2 separate regions of the Homo sapiens genome follow, and region 1 is linked to region 2. A link is a contact called in ENCODE Hi-C or POLR2A ChIA-PET data. All regions are on one chromosome and are shown on one strand. The core of a region is the stretch at or near the end of the contact, and the rest is flanking DNA. Distances in the headings are between cores, read along the strand shown. Region 1 overlaps TC2N (tandem C2 domains, nuclear). Region 2 holds the start of PPP4R3A (protein phosphatase 4 regulatory subunit 3A).

What was found. Hi-C counts contacts between places; a loop is a spot of excess contacts on that map. ChIA-PET counts read pairs that join two places held with the same protein, here RNA polymerase II (POLR2A). Pooled maps may share reads with other maps.
Region 1: a loop to region 2 is called in a pooled map, with 4 times the contacts of the local background. The contact joins the enhancer-like site here to the promoter of PPP4R3A in region 2. A Hi-C loop is called at or near these places in 2 of 50 pooled maps. POLR2A ChIA-PET finds 5 or more read pairs at or near these places in 3 of 52 experiments (activated CD4-positive, alpha-beta T cell, activated CD8-positive, alpha-beta memory T cell and activated T-cell).

The regions. Positions count from the first base shown.
Region 1 is chr14:91,815,961-91,822,206 of GRCh38, reverse strand. All of the region lies in intron 1 of TC2N (tandem C2 domains, nuclear), which reads left to right. Among named protein-coding and RNA genes, the nearest start is that of TC2N, 48 kb to the left of the region's middle. Within about 2 kb of position 4,131, at least 2 of the 41 ENCODE cell types and tissues checked have a DNase peak (open chromatin) inside an H3K27ac peak, as active enhancers do.
Region 2 is chr14:91,507,574-91,514,549 of GRCh38, reverse strand. PPP4R3A (protein phosphatase 4 regulatory subunit 3A) reads left to right here and starts at 4,240. Exons shown (of 15, transcript NM_001366432.2): 1 at 4,240-5,044. The coding sequence starts at 4,903. RefSeq lists silencers at 3,981-4,180, 4,761-4,860, 4,871-4,930, 5,181-5,230 and enhancers at 4,241-4,520, 4,338-4,988, 4,989-5,640.

The DNA.
Region 1 (6,246 bases), core at 2,882-5,381, 310 kb before region 2:
TGAACACCAGTGTACAACTCTTTGTGTAAACATGTGATTGCTTTTTTCTTAAGTAAATATGTAGTAATGGCATGTCTGGATCATGTAGCAGGTATATGTTCAACTTTAGAAACTTGTCAAACTGTTTTCTAAAGTGGTCATGCCATTTTACAGTCCCACCAGTAGAATAGGAGAATACTACTTGTCACATATCATAAACATTTGGAATGGTCAATCTTTGTAATTTTATCCTTTTTAATCAATGTATATTGTTGTCTTTTTATAGTTTTAATTTGCATTTTCCTAATCACTAACTGTGTTGAGCATGTTTTCATGTGCTTTTTGGCCACTTGTAGATTTTTTTGGAGAAGTGTCTTTTCAAATCTTTTGCCTATTTTTTAATTGGGTTATTTTTCTTTTTATTATTAAGTTGTAATAGTTTTTTATATATGCTGGATATAATCCATATTTTATTGGATGTGTGATATGCAAATATCTTCTCTCAGTCTCCGAGTGGTCTTTTCACTTTGTTAATGGTGTCTTTTAAAGCACAAAGTTTTTAATTTCAATTAAATCTAGTACATCAAATTTTTCTTTGATCATGTGTGCTTTTGGTGTTGTGTCTAAGAAATTACTGCCTAACCCAAGTTTACAAAGATTTACTCCTATGTTTTCTTCTAAGAGTTTTGAAGTTTTAACTCTTACATATAGGTGCATAATCAGTTTTGAGTTAGTTTTTGTATATGGTGGGAGGCAGGGATCCAATTTTTTTTTTTGTGGGAAGGGCATGTGGATATAATGTGGATATAAATATTGATATTCAGTGTCCTAGCACCATTTGTTGAAAACACTATTTCTTTCCCTTTAAAATTTCTTGGCACCTTTGTTAAACATCAATTGACTATAAATGTAAGGGTGTATTTCTGGGCTCTGAATTTAATTCTATTGATTTATTTATCTGTCCTTATACTAATATTATATTGTCCTGATGACTAGTTTTGTAGTAAATTTTGAAGTTAGTCTTTCCACTTTGTTCTTTTTTTTTCCCCAAGATTGTTTTGGCTATTCTGCACCCTTTACGTTCCCATATGAGTTTTAGGATCAGCTTGTCAATTTCTGTAAAAAAGCTGGAAGGGATTTTGGTAGAGATTGTGTTGAATCTGTAGATCAATTTGGGGAGTATTGCCACCTTAGCAATATTAATAATATTACCATTTTAATGATATTACATCTTCCAATCCATGAACATGGGATATCTTCACAAGTATTGAGCTCTTCTTTAATATCTTTCAGTAATGTCTTGTGGTTTGCAGTGTATAAGTCTTGTACTTCATTTCTTAAAGTATTTGTATTTTAAGTTTTTAAAAATGTTATTATGAATGGAATTGTTTTCTATTTCATTTTTGGAGTGTTCATGGTTAGTATATAGAAATGCAATTAACTTTTGTATATTTCTCTTATATCTTGCAACCTTAGTGAACTTCTGGTAAGTTTGTTAGTGAATTTCTTAGATTTTTTTTTTTTATTTACAAGATCTTGTTGTCTGTGAATGAAGAGTGTTTTACTTCTTGATTTCCAAGATGAATGCCTTTGACAAAATATTTTTAGCCTAATTGGCTTAGCTAGAATCTCAAATATAGTGTTGAATAAAGGTAGAGAGAGTAGAAATCTTTTTTTTTTTTCCTGGCTTTAGAGGGAGACTTTCAATCTTTCACCAGTTCCTGTGATGTTAACTATAGATTTTTTCATAGATGCTGTTTATTATTATGTTGAAAGATTCTCTTCTATTCTCAGTATTTTTATCACGAATATTGGATTTTGTCAAATTTTTGTATCTATTGAGATTATCCTATAGTTTTTGTCCTTTATTCTGTTAATATGATGCATTACATGAATTGATTATCAGATGTTAAACTAATCTTGCAATCCTGGGATAAATCTTGCTTGGTTATGATACATAAATCTTTTATACGTTTCTGGATTTGGCTTGCCAGTATTTCATTGAGGATTTTGGGTGTATGTTCTCAAGGGGTATCCATCCTTTTATTTTTAACTTATTTGTATTTAAAATGTTTCTTGTAGGCAGCATATACTTGTATCATACTTCTTTATCCAGTCTGGCAATTTCTGCCTTTTAATTGGCATATTTTAAAGTATTCACACTTGTGATTCTTGATATAATTAAGTTCAAATCTATCATCTTGCTATTTGTTTTCTACTCATCCTATCTGTTCTTTGTTCCCCCTTTCTTTTTCTGCTTTCTTTTATTAATTGAGTATTTTAAAATTATTCCATTTTATCTCCTTTGTTGGCTTATAAGCTGTAACTCTGTTTTCTTATTTTAGTGGTTGTGTTAGGGTTTATAGTATATATCTTTAACTTTCTACAGTCAGTCCTCAAATGATATGATACCACATCACATATACTATAATTATTTACATTTTTACTTTTATTTCTCCCCCGGCCTTTGTGCTATTGATGTAATACATTTTAGTTTTACATATGTTACAAACCTTTTGTCTCAGTATAATTTTTTTGTCTAAGCTTTAATAAACTTGTAAAGAAATCCCAATAATAATAAATCATGTATTTATACTTATGGTGCACTTTATTCCTTTGTGTAGATTCATATTTCTATCAGATATTATCCTTTGGCCTGAAGGACATCATTTAACACTTCTTGTGGTGTAGCTCTGTTGGTAATATGTTCTTTCAACTTTTGTATGTCTGAAGAAGTCTTTATGTCACCTACATTTTTGAAAGATTTTCTCTGAGTGTCAAATTCTAGGTTGATGGGTTTTTTTCTTTCAGTACATTAAAGATCTTGCTCTACTGTTTTTGTTTTGTTTCCATTGAGAGCTATGCTACTATCCTTTTTAATTAATTAATTAATTTTTTGAGACAGAGTCTCTCTGTGTCACCCAGGCTGGAGTGCAGTGGCATGATCTCAGCTTATTGCAGCCTCTGCCTCCCAGATTCAAGTGATTCTTATGCCTCAGCCTCCCGAGTAGCTGGGATTACAAGCACACACCACCATGCTCAACTATATGCTGCTATTCTTAATCTTTGCTTTGATGTACATAACATGTCTTTTTTCTCTGGGTGCTTTTAAGATTTTCCCATCACTGTTTTTGAATGATGTTATTATGGCGTGGTGTGCATTGGTGTAGTTTTCTTCATGTTTCCTGACCTTAGTGTTGGCGGAGGTTCTTAGATCTGTGGTTTGTAGTTATCAAGTTTGGAAAATTTTGGCCATTATTTCTTCAAATATGCCCTCCCCCCTATCCCCAGTCTTCTTTGTGGACTCCAAATACATGTATTTTGGGTCACTTGAAATTGTCCCATGAGTCACAGATGCTTTTTATCATTTTGATGTTAGTCTTTTCTCTGTGTCTCATTTTAGTTAGTTTATCTTACTATGCCTTCAAGTTCATTAATATTTTCTTTTGCAATATCCAATCTGGTATTAATCCCATCCAGTATATTTTCCATCTCAGACATTATAGTTTTCATCTCTAGAAATTGGATTTGGGTCTTTTTAATATCGTCCATATCTCTACTTAACCTTTTGAACATATTGAGTCCAGCTATAACTATTTTAGTGTCCTCAACTGCCTTGTCTCAATTTTAGGTTGTTTCTAATTGATTGATTTTTTTTTCCTCTTCATTATGGGTTCTATATATTTTTTTGCTTCCTTGTATACCTGGTACTTTTTTTAATTGAATACCAGACATTGTGAGTTTTACCTTGAATGCTGGATATTTTTGGATTTCTGTAAATTTGCTTTGGGACACAGTTAAGTTTTGTGTAAACAATTTGATCCCTTTTCCAGTCTGATTTGTGGGGACAAGCATCACTCCTGACCTTGGTGAATACCAGTTATGTATAGTTTTTGTAAATTTTTCTGGTGTTTTTTTCCCGCAGTCTTGTGTAGCTTCCTTTTTTTGTGTGTGTGCTGATCAGTACTCTGTTGAATACTTGAGTGGGACCCTCTGCTGATCTCCATTGTTCTCTGTATGTACCTCTTTATTCTACAGTAGTCTGTTATGCAAACTCTCGCTGCCTTATTCTCCACATACTTTCAGCTTTGTCTCTTCATTTCAGAAAATCTTCTCGGCTTTGCTTGGGTAATTTCCCATGGCCTGGAAACTCCCTCAAGGGAGTAAGGTGGAAGGCTTACCTCATTTAGTTCCTATTTCTCAGTTCTTTGCTGTCTGATAGCCAGTGTCTTGAAAATTGCTGTTCCATATATTTTATTTGCTTTTCAGGTGGTAGGATAAATCTGTCTCTGTTACTCTATTTTGTACAAAAGTAAAATATCCATGTGTTTTTTAACTGTCTTTCCTGTAGTGTATTACTGGGTGTTCATTTTAATTAGATTTCACATTTCATTCATATAAACTTTTCTCTCTTTCTACTACCTTCCTCCATCTTCCCCAACTCATTTTGGATGACTCAAGGCCATCAATGTTGAGGACTTTTCCCCCTGAAGTAGCAGTCATTTTTAACCAATTCTACCACATTCCTGTCATGGTTAATGTTAAATATTTGCAAACTGATTGGGGTCAGAGATGTGGTTTGATGAATATATTCTTAGTTTTTATGGGAGATAGTTGTACTTTGTTTCCTTATCTATCAACTAGGTATTTGCTGAGTTCCAATTATATTCCCAGCATCATGTAGTGTGCTGAGTGCTAAGCAGAAAGTGAGTACAATATTGTTTTTGAGCAGTTTATGTTCTAACAGGGGAGACAGAACAAGATCTCATAAAATGTTAAGAAAAATGTTAAACTTTTTTTTTTTAAAGACACTAGACATTTAGAGATGAGAGACTATTCGTTTGATTTGGGTGGTTACGGAGTATTTTACTCTGATATGCTGGGGCTGAACAGGGCCTTTGAAAACGCATACATTTTAAAAATGGAAATAGTCACAAGATGTAATGGAAGAGAAGATACCATTTATGATAGCCAAGCAAATTATACAGGCATACACTTAATGAGAAATCTTCAGAATTTTTATGAGAACTCTAAAAACTCCTAAAGGTATAAGCATAAACTTGAACAAATATAAAGATATACTATGTTCTGTGTAGGAAGACTCAATATTCTTAGAGATGTCAGTTTTAAAAAAATAATTTAGAAGTTTAATATGATCCTGATGAAAGTACCATCAGATTTTTCCTCCTAGGGCTAGACAGATTATAAAGTTCATTTTCGAGAACAGACAAGCAAGAATAGCTAAGAAAATGCAGAAAGTGAAGAGGGGTAAAGATGACTTGTCTTGCTACATGTTATAACATGATATAAGAATTTAAGATTAAAATGATATACCATTGGTACAGGAATAGACAGAACAATTGAAGAGAATAGAAAATACACAATAAACCCAATTGCATATGGAAATTTAATGTGTACTAAAGGGAGCATCCTGTAAGTGGAGAAAATATGGAATTTTTAATATGTGGTGTTTGTGCTAATGAGATAGCGAATTGGGAAGAGGAAAGTTTGAATCCATTTCTCATACTGTATAACAGGATGTCAGTATAGAAAATAATACTGTACTAAGTACTGGAAGAAAACATGGGTAAATTATTTTATGATTTGTATAACACACACACTTTGGCATAGCAGAAACACCATAATCAAAGTAAAAAGATAAATGACAAACCAGAAGGATGTTTGCCACTTGTATAATGGACAAAGTGTTAATCTCTCAAATATCTAAAGAGCTTCAAAAACTGGAGAAGAAAAAGACCAACAGCTTTATGAAAATGTCGGCAGGAGACAGTGAATAGAATTCATATAAACAATTACAGATTAATCTTATATGACAAGAAGCTCAACATCACTTATAATAAGAGAGATATAAATTAAAACAACACAGTATATCATTTCTTTCCTATCACACTGGCAAAAGTCCATGGTATTAAGCATCAGTTTGACAGTGTATTTTGTTGGTAACAGAAAAAGGTACTCTTACATATTGCTATTGGGAATGCAAAATGGTGTGCTTCAGAGAGAATTTTGGCAATACAAGCAAAATTACACATATACACCTTTTGGCCCCATAGTCTTATCTCTAGGAATCTATCTTACAGATATATACTGAGAAATATCTGAGAAATATGTGTGCACAAAGCTACTGTGGCACTACTTCTAATAACAAAAGATGAAACAATTTAAAATTTGATCTGAATTTCAACAAAACAACTATACAAATTGAGACCATAGGGGAAATTTGAACAGTGAACAAGTAGTTGATGA
Region 2 (6,976 bases), core at 2,991-5,490:
CACCATACCTAGCTAATTTTTGTATTTTCTGTAGAGATAGGGTTTCCCAGGCTGGTCTCGAACTCCTGGCCTCAAGCAATCCTCCCACTTAGCCTCCTAAAATGCGAGGATTATGGGTATGAACAACCACACCCAGCTCTTCTGGCAATTTGGCTAGGCTATACTACCCAGTTATTCAAACACTAATCTAAGCATTGCTGTGGGAGTACTTGTAGATGTGATTAAACATCCACAACCAGTTGACTTTAAAGGAAAATTATCCCAAGTTATCTGGATGGGTCTCATCCAATCAGCTAAAGGTCTTAAAAGCAAATCAGGACTGGGTGTGGTTGCTCAAGCCTGTAATCCCAGCACTTCGGGAATCTGAGGCAGGCAGATCACTTGAGGTCAGGAGTTCGAGACCAGCCTGGCCAACTTGGTGAAACCCCATCTCTACTAAAAATACAAAAATTAGCGAGGCATGGTGGCACAGACCTATAGTTCCAGCTGCTTGGGAGGCTGAGGCATGAGAATTCCTTGAACCTGGGGAGACAGAGGTTGCAGTGAGCTGCGATTGTGCTACTGCACTCCAGCCTGGGCGACAGAGTGAGACTCTGTCTCAAAAGAAAAAAAAAAAGGAGCAAATATATTTCTCCAAGGAAGAATTTGTTGACTGCAGTGTCAGCTCCTGCCTCAGAGCTTCCCCTCTGCTGCTAACCTGTCCTACATACTTTAGACTTGCCTAGCCAGACTGCACTATCATGCAAACAAATTTCTTGAGATAACTCTCTCCATCCTTGTGTAGATGTATTCTACTGGTTGTTTCTCTGGTAGAATCTAGACTCATAGAACTGTTAAGATTGTATTGTATTAAATTTCATTTAAATCTAATATTTTATGGTATGTTCCATAAACTATAATTTTTAACCTTATTCCATATACTAAATAATTTCTTTTTAATTTACTTTATTATTTTCTACAAAGTATTTCATGTTTGGTTTGGGGATCAAATAAGTATTAGCATATGAATAAATTTACTGATGTCTTCATTGCATCAAAAATTGACAAAATTGCTCTCATGCCCTAATACTTGAAATTGTTGGCCAGGCGTGGTGGTTCACACCTGTAATCCCAGCACTTTGGGAGGCTGAGGCAGATGGATCACTTGAGGTCAGGAGTTCGAGACCAGCCTGGCCAACATGGTGAAACCCCGTCTCCACTAAAAATACCAAAAATTAGCTGGACGTGGTGGCAGGCACCTGTAATCCCAGCTACTTGGGAGGCTGAGGCAGGAGAATCACTTGAACCCAGGAGGCAGAGGTTGCAGTGAGCTGAGATCGTGCCACTGCACTCCAGCCTGGGTGACAGAAGGAGACTCCACCTCAAAATACGTAAATAAATTGTTGCCTTTTTTTTTTTTAAAGAAAAAGCGACTGCTTTGTTTTCATAATTTTCCAGTTTTGTTTGTGAACAATGAGTTTCCGACTGGTCTTTGCAAGCACTCGTTTCTATCGTTTTTTTTTTGGTTTGTTTTTTTGAGACAGAGTTTCCCTCTTGTTGCCCAGGCTGGAGTGCAATGGTGCAATTTCGGCTCACTGCAACCTCTGCCTCCCGGGTTCAAGCAATTCTCCTGCCTCAGCCTCCCGAGTAGCTGGCATTACAGGCACGCGCCACCGTGCCCTGCTAATTTTTGTATTTTTAGTAGAGACGGGGGTTTCACCATGTTGGCCAGGCTGGTCTCGAATTCCTGACCTCGTGATCCGCCAGCCTCGGCTTCCCAAAGTGCTGGGATTACAGCCGTGAGCCACCGCGCCCTGTTTATATTTTAAGTTGTTGGGGAGGAAGGTCCCAACTTCTAAAGGATTTTAAAACTGAAAGTCCTGTATCCCAGAAACCCCTCAGCCCTGTTCATGCTATTAGCTTCCTTCCTAATAGATGGGTGTAACACCAGTTACTTTACAGGTTTCTTCTTTTTCTTTTCTTTTTTTTTTTTAAGACAGAGTCTTGCTCTGACACCCAGGTTGGAGTGCAGTGGTACAATCTCGGCTCACTGCACTCACCGCCTCCACAGGTTCAAGCGGATTCTCGTGCCTCAGACAGTCAAGTAGCTGGGACTACAAGCGCACACCACCATACCTGGCTAATTTCTGTATTTTTAGTAGAGTCAGGGTTTTGCCATGTTGGCCAGGCTGGTCTCGAACTCCTGGCCTCAAGCAGTCCGCCTGCCTCAGCCTCCCAAGGTGCTGGGATTACAGGTGTGAGCCACTGCGCCCGGCCACATTGCAAGTTTAAAAGATTCCTGGCAATGTCAAGCACTCGAACCTTCCAAAACTAGCCACTAGCCACATGTGGCTACCAGGCCTTCAAATTTTGGCTAGTGCAACTCACAAGCTGAATTTTTCATTTTACTTAATTTTTAAATTTAAATTGTTATTTTATTTTATTTTTTGAGACAGAGTCTCGCTTTGTTGCCCAGGCTGGAATGCAGTGGCACAATCTCAGCTTACTGCAACCTCCGCCTCCCGGGTTCAAGGATTCTCCTGCCTCAGCTTCCCGAGTAACTGGGACTACAGGCGCACACCACCATGACCGGCTAATTTTTTTGTATTTTTGGTGAAGACGGGGTTTCACTATGTTGGCCAGGCTGGTCTTGAACTCCTTGACCACGTGAGCCACCGCGCCCAGCTAAATTTAAAAACTGATACTTGATTCAGCTTTTGGAAAACTTTTAAGTATGATTGGAATAACAGAATATGTGAATCTACATTTTCAACTGTAAATTTAATAAACTCTACCAGCCCGGGCAACAGTGAAACCCGTCTCTACCGAAAAAAAAAAATAATAACAAATTTAATTAATTAACTGGCAGTGGTGCTGCGCACCTGTGGTCCCAGCTACTTGGGAGGCTGAGATGGGAGAATCGCTTCAGCCCAGGAGGTTGAAGCTGCAGTGAGCTGAGACTGAGCCACTGCACTTCAGGATGGGTGACAGAGAGACCCTGTCTCAAAAAAAATTTTTTTTCAATAAAATCTAAACGTAGATATTTCTGATGAAAATTTAGTATCCCAACAGAGACTTGCTGGAAGGACAAAATATATCACATTTTTAAGACATTGTACGTATATCTCATTAGTAATTTGATTATTGAAATAACTTTTGAAAATACCGCACTAAAACGTTAACACTAATTTCACCAGTTTCTTCGTACTTTTTGTGGCTACTGCAAAATTTAAAGTTATGTGTGTGGCTGCATTATATTCCGAGCGGACAAGCCCGACCTGGCAAGGCCTGGCAAATGGTAAAAGCCACCAAAATGGTGGCATATGAGCTGCATGATAGGAACGAGAATGATATTCCTTTGTGAAGATCAACAATACTTGACATCAAGTAGGTCTTCAAAACACAGGACTACCTAATGCTGAGAATTACTCCTCCCGATTACACAGTGTCGCATTTGTTTTTGTGAGCGCCTTAAGTTCCTTTTCCGACAAGAAAGGCTGGCAGACAGTTCTGATAGGGATGAAGGAATGGAGCACTTGGGGCTTGCCTAGGCTGTAAGGTGAAGTTTTAGAATTGTCACTTGGAACTCGGTCCCACGCCCAGAAATCGCAAACAGTCCCAAGTTTCCACACTGGCCACGCCAGTCCGCGACCCACGGCGGCTCCCAAGGCTGCGCCGACCTAGGCGCCCACACCCGCGACCTTCCCCGGAAGCGTTTCCATTTCATTCCCTCAAGTCCGCAAGGCGCCGGGTGGGTCCCGAGCGCCCGACTCAGCCATAAAGGCGGCCCCGGGAAAACGCTCTCGGAAGCGGGTAGGGGCCCAGGCCCACGCTGCCCGGCGTCCGCAGGCCAGGGGCAGGGGCAGAGGCAGGGACGGGGCAGGAACAAGGGAAGGTGGCGGCGGGCGGAGGCGAGGCCGAAGCGCCGGGGCCCGCGGGCAGAGGCCGCAAACGTATCCACGCCCCTCGTGCATCCTGGAGCGGGGCTGATGACGAACACAGGGCGCGACGGACGCACACACCGCCCAGCGCTCGCACGACGGTGCGTGCAAGGAGGCGGGAGGGAGCCTCGGGCTGTCACCGGCGCAATCTGCGTCCCGCCTCCTCCGCTCCCTGCGCTCCCGCCACCTCGGCAACTCCGCGCCCGCCTCCCGCCTCCGTCGGAAGCCTCCGCCGCAGTAAGGCTCCCGGTCTCGCTGCTGTCTCTTTAAATGGTGGGGCTACGAGCCGCCCCTGCAGCTGCTCCCTGGGTGGCCCCGCGCGCCGCTTTTGAGGGGCGAACCAAGATGGCGGCGGTTTTGGCTGTGTGAGGAAGACGGAAGAGACGGCGGCGGAGGGAAACCGACTTCCACTAGTCCGGGTCGCTTGGGCGGCCGGGGGCCCTCAGAGTCTCCCGGGCAGTGGTAGCAGTTGCAGCAGGATCAGGCGCCTGTCGGCTTCTGACGTTTAAAACAGGGGGAGCGGAAGGGAGCCACTGGCCGCGGTGGCAGGGCCAGGTATAAGGAAGGAAAATATGGCGGCGGCGGCGGCGGCCTGAGGAGGCGGCGGCGGCGCGGGAAGCTGCTTCGCGGAGATCATGGCGGAGGCGGGAGCAGGGCAGTGACGGGAGCCCCGAGTTCCTAGCGCTGCGGGGCGGGAGGCTACGAAGCGCTGCGCGGCCCCCTCGGGGCTGCCGGGCGCCGGGCTCGCCAGGCCTGGACAATAGCGCCGGGGAGCCGGAGGCGAGGAAAGGCGGCGGCCCAGAGCTCGGTCCCTGGAGCGGGCCATGCAGGCGGCGGCGCGGCCCCGCGGCGCCCAGCGGCGGCAGTGAGGCCGGGGAGCCCTCCGCTCGCGGGCGCCCTCACGCCTCGCCCCTCGCCTCTCCAGGGCCCCTTTCCTGGGCGTCTACTGGCGGGGCCCCCGCCCCGGTTCCCGGGCGGCACGATGACCGACACCCGGCGGCGGGTGAAGGTGTACACGCTCAACGAGGACCGGCAGTGGGACGACCGGGGCACCGGGCATGTGTCGTCTGGCTACGTGGAGCGGCTGAAGGGCATGTCCCTGCTTGTCAGGGCTGAGAGCGACGGTAAGTGAAGCCCCGCGCGGCGGGACCCTCGCAGCCCCCACGGCCCTGGGCCGCCTCCCTGGTTCTTGCGGGGCATGGCGCTCGCTCCACGAGAACAGAGGGACGGCTGGGGAGGGCGGCCACCTCGGGGGAGGACGGGCCCCAGGTACCCCAGTCTTGCGGGAGCTCCCCGGAGAGCGCTTGAAATGTTTCCTTTCTCTGAGTGCCTGGTGGCATTTTGGGTACGAGGAGAGCCAAGCGTGTTTGAGCTGTGCCGCCCTGGAGTGTGGAGAGGTCGAGGACCTGAGATAGGGAGTCCGGAGTGTGCTGTTCTTTTGCACTAGAGTGACCTTGAGAAAGACACTGATTAATCCGATCTGCTGCCTTAGTTCACCCATCTGTAAAGCAGGCATGAAACTTTGCTTGGAGCTAAGAAAGTTCTTGGACCTTTCACACTTTGAAGAACGTTTTGCTGTGCTTTTTTTGTTTTTCTTTTTAAACATCTTTTTGCTACATGTTTCTGATCGTGTTGAAGCTTGGCAACACTGTATCTGGCAACTCTACACTAAGAGAAAACGCTTTCCCTTGCGAAGATTTTCGTTCACCAGTGTTGGTTGTCTTTTTTATAGTAATGCAGAATTTTGTGTGTAGCTTACTATATAAACATCTTGCAAAGTTGGAATCATATGAGCTTTTTTTGATTGCTTAAATGGGTGTTCATAATTTGGTTAACAGGTGCAGAGAAGTTGGCAGATAATTTTTAAAACCTTTCGGATCTTCCCTAGTGTTTATGCTTCACAAATTTTGAAACAGCCCTCAAGGTTCAAAGACTAAGTTGTTTGAAAATAAGTGTTTCACGTTTTTTCTTTTTTCCACATGTGCTGTTTCATATTTTAAAAGGCTTATTCTCTGTAGGGATTGCCACTGTTTTTGGCGATATACAGTGAATTTCACTTAAAATACTCAAGTGGGGTAAAACTATTCTCAAATTGTTACTTCCAAACGTGAAAGTAAGTTATCTTCCACTTCTTTTTGTACATTAGTTTATATTTTGCAGTTGCTAACGATGCCAGTTTATTATGATTGTAGCGATTCTGTATCTGAATTATTGCAAACTAATTTCAAGGAATTTTCTTCAATTGGACTCTCCCCAGAACTCCAATTCCATGAAAAACCAACAAGACTAGCCCTTCTGTAATTGAAGACTCTGGGAATATTGATGTTCTATTTAAATTGAAAGTGGTAATCTGGAGTATATTGCCCACAGGTTATAAGGTTACCCAAAGTAACTTAAATCTGGAGAGAAATTATTTTCTTTTGGAGGCATTTAAAAATTTTTGAATGTTGGGTGTATTTTTCTGGGCCTGAGTTATTGGCTTCTTAAAATACAATTTGAATGTCAAGTGTTAGTGTAATTTTGTATGTGACTCACATAATAACCTACTCTAGATCTTTCACACATTTGGAAAACTTTACATAGTATGTTGGAAGGTATGGACTTTTTGTATCAGCTTCTTATGAGATGAAAGTATCCGTAGATTTCTTTTTAATTTTTTACTTTCAAAAAAATAAAAACAGGATTTTGCCCTGTTGCCAAGGCTGGTCTCAAACTCCTGACCTCACGCAGTCCACCCGCCTCGGCCTCCCGGAGTATTAGGATTACAGGCATGACCCCCATCCCAGCTGAAAGCATATGTAGATTTGAGATCAATTTATTGAAATCCATATTAAAAATAATACATATAACCTTCACATCATGTGTTTAATTTGATTCATTATACAAAAAATCCTTTAAGATATTTTTAAGTATAAAAGTTTAATGTCGTACTATCAGAAGTATGCTTTTCTGCATAATTAATATAAGCAATTTTTTTCCGTGTATATATTATTATAGTATATATAATAGTATATATAACTATAGTATGTATAACATGTATATATAACTATAGTATG